Regions from separate parts of the Homo sapiens genome. Here region 2 is linked to region 1. Evidence: read pairs that join two places in POLR2A ChIA-PET (ENCODE). Cell type or tissue: GM12878. All regions are shown on one strand. Each heading gives the region's core, and the rest is flanking DNA. Links, peaks and the distances in the headings are about the cores only.

Region 1 (6,126 bases), core at 603-5,602:
TGAAACCATGGTTAAAATTGTTCTTTAAAGAATCGACTGTCTTCTGTTGACAGGGGGCCATCTCTTAAGGCCTAGGTTAAAGTCTGATGTTCTCTGAATTTGCCACAAGGTAGGGAAGGGTGAAAAGCAGATACGGTAAGATGGTGAGAGAGTAAGACCCACTGACATTTGAGACAGTGGAACAAGTTATTGGAGATGTCATGTCATGTCCTTTGAAAGTCTTTTAAGCACAGAGTGCCTGTGTCTCCGGTAATTTTTGGAGAGTTCTGCATTGAGGCAGCAAGAAGATCTGGTTCCTCAAGCAAGTGTCACGTGGAAGGAAGCCCTTCCTTGCAGAGCACACCAATTGGCTTCCTGCTGAACAGTGACTCCATCACCTAGGGCTGGATGCAGATCCCACTTAAACTCTCCTTCAAAACAGCGCTACTCAGCCTTAAAAAGAAGGAAATCCTGTCATTTGCAACAACATGGATGAACCTAGACGATATTATGCTAAGTAAAATAAGCCAGGCACTGACAGACAAATACTGCGTGACCTCACTAATACGTGGAATCTAAAAACGTTGAATTCACAAAAGCAGAGAGTAGAATGGTGGTTACCAGGGGCTGGGTGGGGAGGTGGGGATAGGAAGATATTGGTCAAAGGATACAAAATGGTGACTATAGTTCATCATAATGTATTTTATACTTGAAAATTGATAAAAGACTCTATTTTAAGTGTTCTTACCAAAAAATAAGTATCTGAGATAATGGATATGATAATTAGCTTGACTTAGCCATTCCACAATGTATACTTTTATCAAAATATCATGCTGGACACCATAAATAAATACAATTTTTTTTTTCCTGTCAAAGAAAAGAAAAAAGAAAAAGTAAACATTGGGCTGTGGAAAACACACTGTCATCAAGTAGATAAAAGAATATTTGCCGTGGTGTCTTTTTCCAGCCAAGGAGACACACCCTGGAAGAAGATTCTCTTGAATGATATCAGACCAGGGTGAAATAACAAAGGTGGAAAATTATTTCATTGTGTTATTCTGTAAACTGGTTTGTGGAGCATGAAAGGTTCTGCACACAAGGAGGGACTCACGCTTACTGTTTTTCTTAAATAGTATGTCCTGGACATTTCCCAAGAGCAAAAATGCAGCATGAGAGAGTAGCAGGACATATGTGTCTTTGACAGTTTTATGAAAGAGTCTTGAAAGGGAGGCTATTGAGGGCTGTAGTTATAATTACCAATTTATAAAGACTGTTCATAAACCATGAAGAAAGGCTGCCAGTCCACCCACTTGCCTGCGTTCCAGAGGTCACAGGAAGTAAAATGAACTCAATGAAGTTCTATGGTCAGTATAACAATGTGTGGTCGGTACAAATGAATATTTGAGTGCCTTTAAAATGTGTCAGGGGCTATTTGCAGTTTTGCTTTATAAAAATAGAAGCTATTATATTCTTGGTGTATGCTCTCTGACTGACTCTGTAGCTCAGTTATTTAGTGTAAAACTTTCTTAAATATTTAGATCTGCAGACTTCATGGTGATTAGGAGCCTTTTTGAAACAAACTGCATGTGTGAAAAATCATTATTTTCTCTGCAAACATAGAAAAGGTCTTTGCAGTAGGTTGAAAGCAAAGGAAGGAGCTTGGTGTAGGTGATCAAACAGGCATACTAGAGTATTCAACCTAACTTTGATGTCATCAACGATGTAGCAGGATTTTACAATGAGAGTACAATCATCTAAAAATTGATGTTTTATTCTTTTTCCTTTTAGGAAAAGCTATGTCTCCCCCACCACATCCTTGAAGAAAAAGGCCTGGTCAAAGTGGGCATTACCATTCAAGCATTACTAGACATCACCGTAACGAAGGCTCTGTTCACATGAAACTACCCCTTCTCCATTGGGGGCTCAGACTCTGCTCTCATCCAGGATCCTGAACTCTGCTCCAGGCACCTGTTCAACCCTCTCTCCCACCCACTGCCTGTCACTTCACTGACTCCAGTTACATTGAAACAATTTTCAGTCTAAGGGAGGATTTTCTACCTTTCAGAGCTGACCTCCGACTTTAAGACTTGACAGGTATTTATCTTGAAACCAGAGAGGGAGCTGGAGGAAAAAAAAACTGAGCAGCACATCAATGCCTTTTCCACCCTCCTTCATCCTTTCCACACTCACCGACTGCCATTACCAAAACGCCAAGCACAACCGTTTTGCAGCAAGACGCATTCGTTTTATTAAAACCAAACTCGTTATGTATTTAGTGGGGGGAGGGGGGCACAATCAGGTTTTTCACCACCAAATTTTTCGAGAGGTTTCTTGAGACCATTGCCTTTTAAAAAACTATTTTCGACATACAAAATATTTATATAAATATTATTTATTAGTGAGTTGTTATTCATCCTTTGGATGCAAATTGTAAATTAGGAAACTATTTTATTACTGCTTTTTTGTGGTTAAACACTTTATTTTAATATAAATGTTGAGTTATTTTCTATCCTCTTTGGTGTGCGGTAGTTTAGGTCTCAGTAATGTTTCTGGTATATATGATTCCAAAAAAAAGCGAAAAACAGGTGCTTTTAGGACACAACTTTTCTGGGGAGGCAATATTGACACTTTGGTTTGTGGAACGTTGGTCTTATTTATATTTCTGCATTCCATCCAGTTTCCTACATTCCAGCAGCCCTCTGTCCCCCAATATAATGAACTGACTAAAATCAAGAGAGCACCCCAAAGTTATTTGTAAATAGCTGTGATGGAAAAAAAAAAGACATATTAAACTTGAAGCTAAAATGTGAACAATTATTTTTTGGATTCATACTTCTTTTGCTATGCACAAAACATTCACGTTTTAACACAAAGAAATAATAAGTGTTAGCATCGTGTGTCTTGAAGTATACTTTTGCACTGTAACTTGGGTTACGTTAAAGAGAGCTTAGCACCAAAGGTAGATAATGAAGAAATGGCATAGGAAAGTGGAGATGATAAAAAGTTGATTGTTGAACCAAAAAGGGTTTGAAGGGAAGCTTCGACTGAGTATCAGAAATTACTTAAGGCACATAGGACCTGAATCAGGAAACCAGCACTTCTTACAACTGCCAGTTTTAAAAGAGGAAATGATTCTGAGATGTGCTCATTTTATTTTAATTTGGTGGTTGGTGGTTTTCCAAGTAGTCTGTAAAATCCTGCAAGATTCACAGTCTCTGGTGTGAAACCTCAGAAGTGAGTCGTTGTGAGCCTGTGGGCAGCACCACCAAGGCAGGCTAAGGGGAGGGTGCAGTAAGTGGAGTTTGTGAGGCTGAGTGGCTGAGGAGGGAGCAAGTGCAACAAAATAGGGCTAGAGAAGAACCAGCCAAGGAGTGGAACCCATGCTGCTCTCAGAGATTCACGGAACACGGCAGCCTTCTGCAGGCAGTTCCATGCATGTGCACTCACGCTGCAATCACAGATGTCCCAGTAATTAACCTTTCTAAGTCTTGTGAATGCTGACTGCACTTTCACCTCCTCGAAAAGCCATTGGAAGTTTTTAGAGCAGCAGCAGCCACAGTTTGTAAGACAAATGTAGAGGGGGACGCAAAAGAAAAGACACCACCAGGAGGAGGATTCAGTGTGCAGTCAGCACAGACCAACATCAACCAAGGCAATGGCTGCCCTCCACTCTTGGGAAGATGGGGGGAGGTTTCTGAAAACGGAAATTTGGATTGGCAGCTAGCAGTTATTTCCTATCAGATGTACTGTGCACTTTAACCTAACTTAAAATGTATTTTAATATTTTTCTGTACTGCACAAATACCTGTTTTGTCAAATAGCATAATGATGTAAAGAAACATTTTGGACAAAGAGTGTATACAATTTAAGCAACATTCAAAGGTTGACTATATAAGTAGGAGTTTAGCCTGCTGCACCTTCACGGGCATTCAGAATGCGGGGTCCTGAAATATTTTCTTACGTGTATATATGGTAGCATGAAGCTTTGTAATCATTGTTTTGAGAGATTTTTTTTTCAAAATTAAAGTATTTCTTTTGATATTAATTTTTATTATTTTCTTGAAGTTGGTTGTGTAATGTAAATGGCTTCAGTCTTCTGTAAAATTGCTTTTTTTTCTTTTAAATGCAGTCCTTCTATGGCTAAGACGTCTTCAAGATCCTTGTACACTGTTTATATGTGCAATAAAATGCATGGCCAGCTGACAGTATCGTCAGTGGACAGAATGTATATAGTGCAAATATCCTTCCTTTTATTATTTAACAGCCATTAAAATCTTGGATTTGTACAAACCACTTTGTGATTGACTTACCCATCAAAAAGGTTGACCCCGGTCACACACACACACACACACACACACACACACATCATAGGGTGTCATTGCTGAAACAGATTGTAGCAATCATGTATATTTATGTATATGTGCACATAATATGTATATGTTATATGTATGTATGGCTGGGTGTGTATAAAATTTGGAGAAAGAATATATAGTAATGCATCATGTGACAACAGGGATATATCTGAGAAACGTGTCATTAGGTGATTTCGTCATTGTGCAAACATCATAGAGTATATTTACACACTTAGTATAGCCGACCACACACCTAGGCTATGTGGCCTATTGCTCCCAGGACGCAAACCTGCACAGCATGATACTATACTGAATAATGTAGGCTGTTGTAACACAATGGTAAGTATTTGTGTATCTAAACATAGTTAAACATTGGAAAGGTACAGTAAAAATATGGTATTATATAATCTTCGGAGACCACTGTTGTATATTTAGTTCATCATTGACCAAAATGTTGTTATGTGTACATGACTGTATATTCATGTATAGCTATCAGAAGAATGACTCTATCCATCTATCTGTCGATAACACACACACACACACACACACACACACACCCCTCAGGATACTCTTTTTTTCTCCCAAACTAAAACTTATAGCGTAACATAACAGGAGTAACAAATTTGCTATGATGGATTTGGAGTTCAGGTGAAAGCATGGATTCAGGACCCCTACTTGTTTTTTGGGCATATTTGAGAACACTTAAGATTTCTTGGCCCATGTTGTGAAAACCACAGAATCTGGGCCTCCCTCCTCAACTGTGGTATCTGACACCCAGAGAATGAAATGGTTGCCTTGATTACACCACTAGATCTGGGCCAGTCTTGTTTTCCTCACAGGGCTAGCCTACCTTTGGTAGACAGCAGCTGCTTTGAGAAATTCAAGTGAATATAGTAACATCATTTCCACGTTCTCACCCCACCCCACCCCACATAAAATACACACAGACCCGAAACTGCTAGCCTGAGCAGGGCCTTCAGGGAGCAGTATCAGGACCTCTGCATTTAAGATCCTCATTTACTGAGTCAAGACACTCTGTACATGGCCCATGGTGTTTTCCTTTGAGGCGCTGCAACTGTGCCAAATCCCAAAATCTTTTAGTTGTCCCTCTGCATATTACAGAAGTCCAGCTCTTCACAGACACTTTCCATCTTAAACTTGCTGGAGCAACAGGGAAACGCGTAATTTATTGAGTAGCTACTGTGGGTCGAGTGTTGTATCTCAGCTGTGTGCCCCATTAGAACAAGGCTGCTTGTCTGTTTTGTTCTTTGCTGAATCGCCAATGCCTAGAACAGTGCAGCAGTGTCTACTGAAGAGGTGAAATAAACTTTACACACATTAGCTCAAAAACTTACATAACCCTGTAAGGAAGAGATTTGTAGTGGACACCAAGGGACTGTTCACCTAACACCACATACTCCTAGGAGTAGGAACTGCTCCTGCCTCATATACCACAAAGATTTGTGGCCCATACATAGCACTGCCCACCTGGCTATGGTTCATCCATTCAGGAGCTGCACCTTCCTCACAATTGACTTGCAAGTCTCTTCTTTGGGATTTTAATTCTTTTCCTGGTGACCGAAGACAGAAGACATAAAACCTACAAAAGATCTAGGGAGAAACTGGCCTACAGAAAGACAGAGGCACAAGAGACAGCAAAAAAAACCCTGAAGTTTGGGTCCAGTAAGAAAGAAATCCTGTATTTCTGAAGCCCAGGTAGTTAAATCTTTCATGAGTACTTCCAAGAGGCTACAACTTTTGCATAAAATCAGTTTCAGCTGGGCTTCTCTCAGCT
Region 2 (6,126 bases), core at 465-5,464, 170 kb before region 1:
GATGTACCTGAGTAATGCGAACATCTGAATAATTGAACAAAAATCTTGTTTAAACAAAACTTTTGTTTCAGAAGCATCTGTCAAATTGTTAGTCATCTGACAATTTAAAATGTCAAAGCAAGAGTTGGCTGATCTTAACCTTAGCCTTGTCACATTATTAACTTCATGGAGCTTCAGAGTAACTTGAGAAGACTTGCAGTCTGTACCTGAAAAAGCCAGGTTTAGAAAGTGGCTCATGAAGAAGTAAAACCTCTCAGTCAAGTGGAATGTGCAAGGGAACCCCTAGGAGCATTTTGGCATGAACATTTCTTTTGAGTTTCTAGCCCAAGACCTCTTTATAACATTTGTTCCTCTCCCAGGTCCTCCTCCTACTGCCTCTAATTTTTAAATAAGTTCTGTTTAACTCATTTTTGGATAATAAGCTAGCTCTGAGAAAGCTTGGTAGAACTATTTTCACTGAAGGAGTTCTAAAACTGATCATATCTCTTGTCATCAAATTATAACCTGACTGTTGCCTGTTATCTGAAATTCTAAGATAGTGAAGAGAGTTATTTTACTTTTTCTTGTAGGGCCCTTCTGTCATTACTTCCTTGCTAGAATCCTATGTGTGATAATGAGGGAATGAAATTATCCAAAGGGTAATTTGCAGTATGCATCCTACCCAGCAGTTGAAACTACTGCAGCGAAACTGCAAGGAAACCTAACCCATGTTTTCTTGTAATGCTACCCTTTGGGGGTCATGCATGCTGCTTTCTGCTCCAACAGTCTTAACGTGGGAATTGGGGACACTTACTTTTTGACCTGGAACAAATCTCTAAGACTCGTAAGCCACCAATTGATTCACCTTTTGTAGCAGGGCTTGTATGACAAACTCTTTTGTGAGAACAAAAGGAAAGTCCCTTCCCTTTTTGCCATTCTTGTTCTGTAGATTAATTAGCAAAGACGTAGTGGAGAAATGTGTCACTTGCAAGACATTTCTGGCACGGAGTGGACCAAGTGGAAATGCTTAAATGTGTTGCAGGGATATCAAAGGGACTGAGCTTTTGGAACAAAGAGGAACAGAGCCCAAAGGACAGTTGGTACAAATTACACAATTTTCAGTTGGTTCTAATAAAGTTCTAGGAAAAGGGGCTTATGCACAAAGGCTGAGCTCTTGCCTCTGTTGTTCTTCAAATCCAAAATGTCATTAAAATACTAGTAGTGGTTGTCATATTTTAATAACATTTTGGATTTGAAGTGTGTAGCTGAAACTTACTCTTTGTTAATGGATGTATCACTGGGTGAGCTTCTAGACTGCCTCACCAATGGATCTAGCATTACCTTGGTTAATGAAATAAGGTAAAACACAGTCCCTGTGTACCAGAAAGCAGGTTCATGTGTCAGCTGCATCATGTCATTTGGAACTTTGCAGGTGTGGTTTTCCTTTGCTCCTTCAATCTCCTCATTTCTTTCATTGCCTGGATGAAGCCCCTGCAACAGGAGAGCTTTTGCCTCCTCTGCCTCACCTCAGCCCCCTAGACCTCTGTGTGCAACTGGAGTATGGTGTTAAGTGAGCCTGGAGCAGTCTTAGGAAAAGGCTTCAAGTGAGGCTAGGTGGGAAGGCCTGGGACAGAAATAAATTCAAAACAACAACCAAAGAACTGATAGGTGGAATAAAAGAAGTGGGACAGAAAAGATTCAAAGGTGGGAATTGAAAGAGAGAGGTACAGTAAGAATAGCTGGCGTCCAGTGAACATGTACAGTGGACCATGCACAGTTCCAAGCACGTTCGATTTATTATTTCATCTAAGACTCACGAGAACTCTATAAGACAAAGGTCTGACATTCTCATCCCCGTGTTAGATGTGAGGAATCTGGAGCACAAATGTGTAAGTAATTTTTCTGTTGAGAAATGGACCTATCAGGGGTTGAACCCAAGCAGTTTGCCTCCAGTTAATGTCCTTCGCCACTTTATATTGAACTGAGAAAAGGCGGGACAAAAGTCACAACCAAAGGTGGCTTTGGCCTTCAGAATATTCCACCTACTGCCATCAATATTCCACCTTCTCAAGCCCACATGCTCCTGTTTCTTTTTTTGTCCCCCCATTCCATAATTAATCATCCTTGCAATAAAAGAGACTTTTGGAAATTATTTTGGGAAAATGAAGTCTTTGGGAGGCCAAGGTGGGTGGATCACTTGAGGTCAGGAGTTTTAGGCCACCCTGGCCAATATGGCGAAACCCCCTTTGTACTAAAAATTCAAAAATTAGCCGGGCGTGCTGGTGTGTGCCTGTAGTCCCAGCTACTTGGGAGGCTGAGGCAGGAGAATCGCTTGAACCTGGGAGGCGGAGTTTGCAGTGAGCCGAAATCATGCCACAGCACTCCAGCCTGGGCGGCAGAGAGAGACTCCATCTCAAAAAAAAAAAAAAAAAGAAAGAAAGAAAATGAAGGGTATAGCTGAAATCTGCTCATTTCATGATCTTGACAATTTAAAAAACCTGATTGCTGTTGCAGTAGGACTGTTTAAAAAAGGAAAGAGAAAAATATATTTTTAAAAATCTGAGCATGTTGAAAGACACAAAGGACCTTTGTTACAAGTCACTCCTACCAATGGAAGAACAACCGTTGCTCTCATCTTTTTTTTTTTTTTTTTTTTTTGGTCATTTCATCTCTCCAGTGGCTGAGATCAATAAGAGATGCTCTATGGTTGCTTTTGAGTTCCTTTGGATGTCTTAATGAAGGGATGAACATATTGTTTTTTTTTTTTGACACAGGGTCTCATTCTGTCACTCCCTGCTGGAGTGCAGTGACACAATCTTAGCTCACTGTAGCCTTGACCTCCCGGGCTCAGGTGATCCTCCCACCTTAGCCTCCTGAGTGGCTGGGACCACAGGCACGCACCACCATGCCCAGCTTTTTTTTTTTTTTTTTTTTTTTTGTATTTTTAGTAGAGACGGGGTCTCAACATGTTGCCCAGGCTGGTCTTGAACTTCTCAGATCAAGCCATCTGCTTGCCTCGGCCTCCCAGAGTGCTGGGATTATAGGTATTCGCCGCTGTGCCCAGCCACATATTGCTTTTGATGTAGTTAAACAGTTAACTGCTACCAAGCTCTTCACAGAGGTTACTGGGCTCAGGAATAAAAAGGCTTCTACTCCAAATCTGGTAGCACCTTGCACCACAAAGACTTGCTCTCTCAGTAAGAAAACAAATGGCAGTTCTATATATAGTCAAGAGTGGAGGCAGGAAAAGACTACATTTCTGAAAAATGTGTTCCCAAGAAATCCATGTTAATCAATGTCAGAGACCATCCAGTTTTTATATATTGCAGTCTCAAGAAATATTCTGCCACAGATTCTCTAAGGACTGATCATAAAACACAAAACCTTTTTATCTTTTGTAAGTTTGTCAGTTCTAACATTAAATGCTTAATTTTGACAGTTACCAAAACAAGTCGATTCTAGCTTTCCTTTTTTAAAGTTTCAGGTGAAATTTGCTATAATCTCATGTCCATCCTCATTCAGGCATGCTGAAAGCACTAATATTCTGTTTGCTTTTGAGTGCTAAAGAAATATAGCCCATGAGATTACTGGCCAAATTGAAAAGAATGAGGCTTATTGTACCAAGATATCTTTCTTGATAAATTAAGTCAATGATCTATTTCCTGCACTAGAGGTCTTGATTGGGTATGTCATAGCGTAATTTTGTTTGCCTTCTGAGGCACACCTATTCTCTTGCTCTTTAACTTGGAAAGCTCCTAACTCAGAAGCCACTCTGTGAACATATGGCTCCAAAGATTGCTTCAGATTCCTGGCTGCCTGTGCTAATGTCAGTACTCACCTTTGGACAGGATATCTAATTTTTAGATTCTAGACAGTTGAAAGTAACTAACCTCTCTAGGTTTTTCTTCTGTTTCCTAGAGTAAATGTTATCAATGTGATTTAATCTGACTAGATTACTATACATTTTTGAACGTAATCATTTATTTGTGTTTATATTATTTGCTCTTGTTTCAGCTACGGAATTTTTCTATTTTTTTTTTTTTTGAGACAGTGTGTCACTGTGTCCCCCAGGCTGGAGTGCAGTGGCGCAATCTCCGCTCACTGCAACCTCCGCCTCTCAGGTTCAAGCAATTCTCCTGCCTCAGCCTCCCAAGTAGCTGGGATTACAGGCGTGAGCCACTGCGCCCAGCCAAGGAATTTTGCTTTCTTTAGTCAGCTAGATTTTAAACTCCACGAGGTCAGGAAACTTACTTTTCACACGTTTTTCCTTCTTATAGAATAATATTTTCTCGATATGTTTTAGAGGTGGTATTTTATAGGCAGTGGTTAAAGACTGAAAACTTTAACCACTTTAAACTCTGAAATTCTAGGCAATGGGATTTGTACTGAAAGACATAGGATAATTATGACACTTCAATTATAGTCCGTTCAATTCACCACTGGGGTGGTTCTAAGTTTAGTTCATGGTGGCTTTCTCCCAGGAAATCTAAAGTACTTTACATATATAGCTCCATTGTTTCTCATAGCATGCAACCTTAACCCAGTGTTTTCACATGTGATTTGAGAGCTCGATACCCAAATTATGGTCCATGCACCAGCAGCACCGGCATCACCTAGGAGCTGGTGGGAAATGCAGGCTCTCAGGCCTCACCCAAGGCCTCATGAATCAGAGTCTGTATTTTAACAAGATTTCGGGTGATCTGTGTGCACATTACAGTTTGAAGAGATAAGACACCAAAGTTAACTATTTTTCCTGTTATCACATGGCAAGTAGATCTCCAGTCCTGAGTCTGGGTTGCATAGCTTGTGATGTTGATGTTGCAAAGATGCAGGTGCCTTCTTTTCCCATGATGATGCAGAGCCCCCTCAGCTCCTGTTGGAGCCTGTGATGGTCTCTACACTCCGTGTTTTTCTTCTTAGGCTCTTTATCTGTACCTGCGTTGCTTTTGTCCCTTAAGGTTTTGTCCCTTTGATTTCCTCTTAAGTGCTCTGAACTTAATCATTTTTTGTTTCTTAATTTTAACATGGCCATTTCAGTCTGATGACAGTTTTATAATCAAAACCCACATGCAATCGATTAATAATGTTTTATAAAGCAACAGTTGCTACGAAAAAAAGTGGATCTTCCTGAGATGAGGCTATATGTAAAATATGGATGGAATTTGTATGCCAATTGGGAACTGATGGAGAAATGTATTTTGGTCTGACATAAAAGTTCCTTTCTCAAACTACTTTCATACAACTAAGCAATGAAAGAGCAGAGAATTCTCAACTTGCTTCACTACTGGAAAGTAAAGGGAAATTTATGGGGGTAATAGTGACATTGAGAAGTAGTTCTTTAAAGAACTGCATTTTTCATAGGTAACTGGAAACATTTCCAGCTTTGAAAATGAACAGATATCTTTTTCTCTCATGTTTAGTAAGGCTTTAGAAATGAGTAGGAACAATTTGGTAGAATTTCTTACCTGTATTTCAAAACATGCTGAGTCTACTTGTTAAGTAAGATGTTTTAAAAGCATTTGGTCCTTGGAATTCTGCTACTCATAAGAATGCATTTCTAGAGCCGGGCGTGGTGGCTCACGCCTGTAATCCCAGCACTTTGGGAGGCCGAGGCAGGCGGATCACGAGGTCAGGAGATCAAGACCATTCTCGCTAACACGGTGAAACCACGTCTCTACTAAAAATACAAAAAATTAGCCAGGCATAGTGGTGGGCGCCTGTAGTCCCAGCTACTCGTGAATCTGGGAGGCGGAGCTTTCAGTGAGCAGAGATCATGCCACTGCACTCCAGCCTGGGCGACAGAGCGAGACTGCATCTCAAAAAAAAAAAAAAAAAAACAAAAAAACGCATTTCTATAACCTGCACCGATTTTGTAGAAATTAGTGTGATCTGAAGCTAGTTGTCCTGAATATGCTTTATGTAAATATGTGTGGCTCACTCAAGTAATTTTCATTCTTTAGATTACATCTCTCGATCTTTTTGGATGTAACTGGATTTGCTGGAGTTAAGAAAGAACGTTGTCATTCCCCCTGCCCACCCCCACCTTCCTCGGCTATTGATGTAATAAATGTAATTACGGTACTAAGAAATCCTTTCCAGCTGAAGGAACAAACCACAAAGTCTGTGCTTTAAATCTTTGTAATTTTT

The links. Peaks named below come from ENCODE experiments on the same cell type or tissue, not always from the same donor. Only the 100,000 strongest peaks of a DNase experiment are listed, where the experiment ranks them.
Region 2: POLR2A ChIA-PET joins it to region 1 with 6 read pairs; 3 of 35 experiments call an interaction of 5 or more read pairs at or near these places.

What each region holds. Positions count from the first base shown.
Region 1 is chr13:46,748,773-46,754,898 of GRCh38, forward strand. It overlaps a transcript of LRCH1 not described here. Among named protein-coding and RNA genes, the nearest start is that of ESD, 45 kb to the right of the region's middle. In GM12878, for the core only: a CTCF peak has its summit at 3,397; a DNase peak (open chromatin) is centred at 3,129.
Region 2 is chr13:46,579,756-46,585,881 of GRCh38, forward strand. The region is part of intron 1 of LRCH1 (leucine rich repeats and calponin homology domain containing 1); the gene reads left to right. Among named protein-coding and RNA genes, the nearest start is that of LRCH1, 30 kb to the left of the region's middle. In GM12878, for the core only: no CTCF peak of the experiment used is centred there; a DNase peak (open chromatin) is centred at 856; H3K4me3 peaks cover 842 bases; H3K27ac peaks cover 3,283 bases.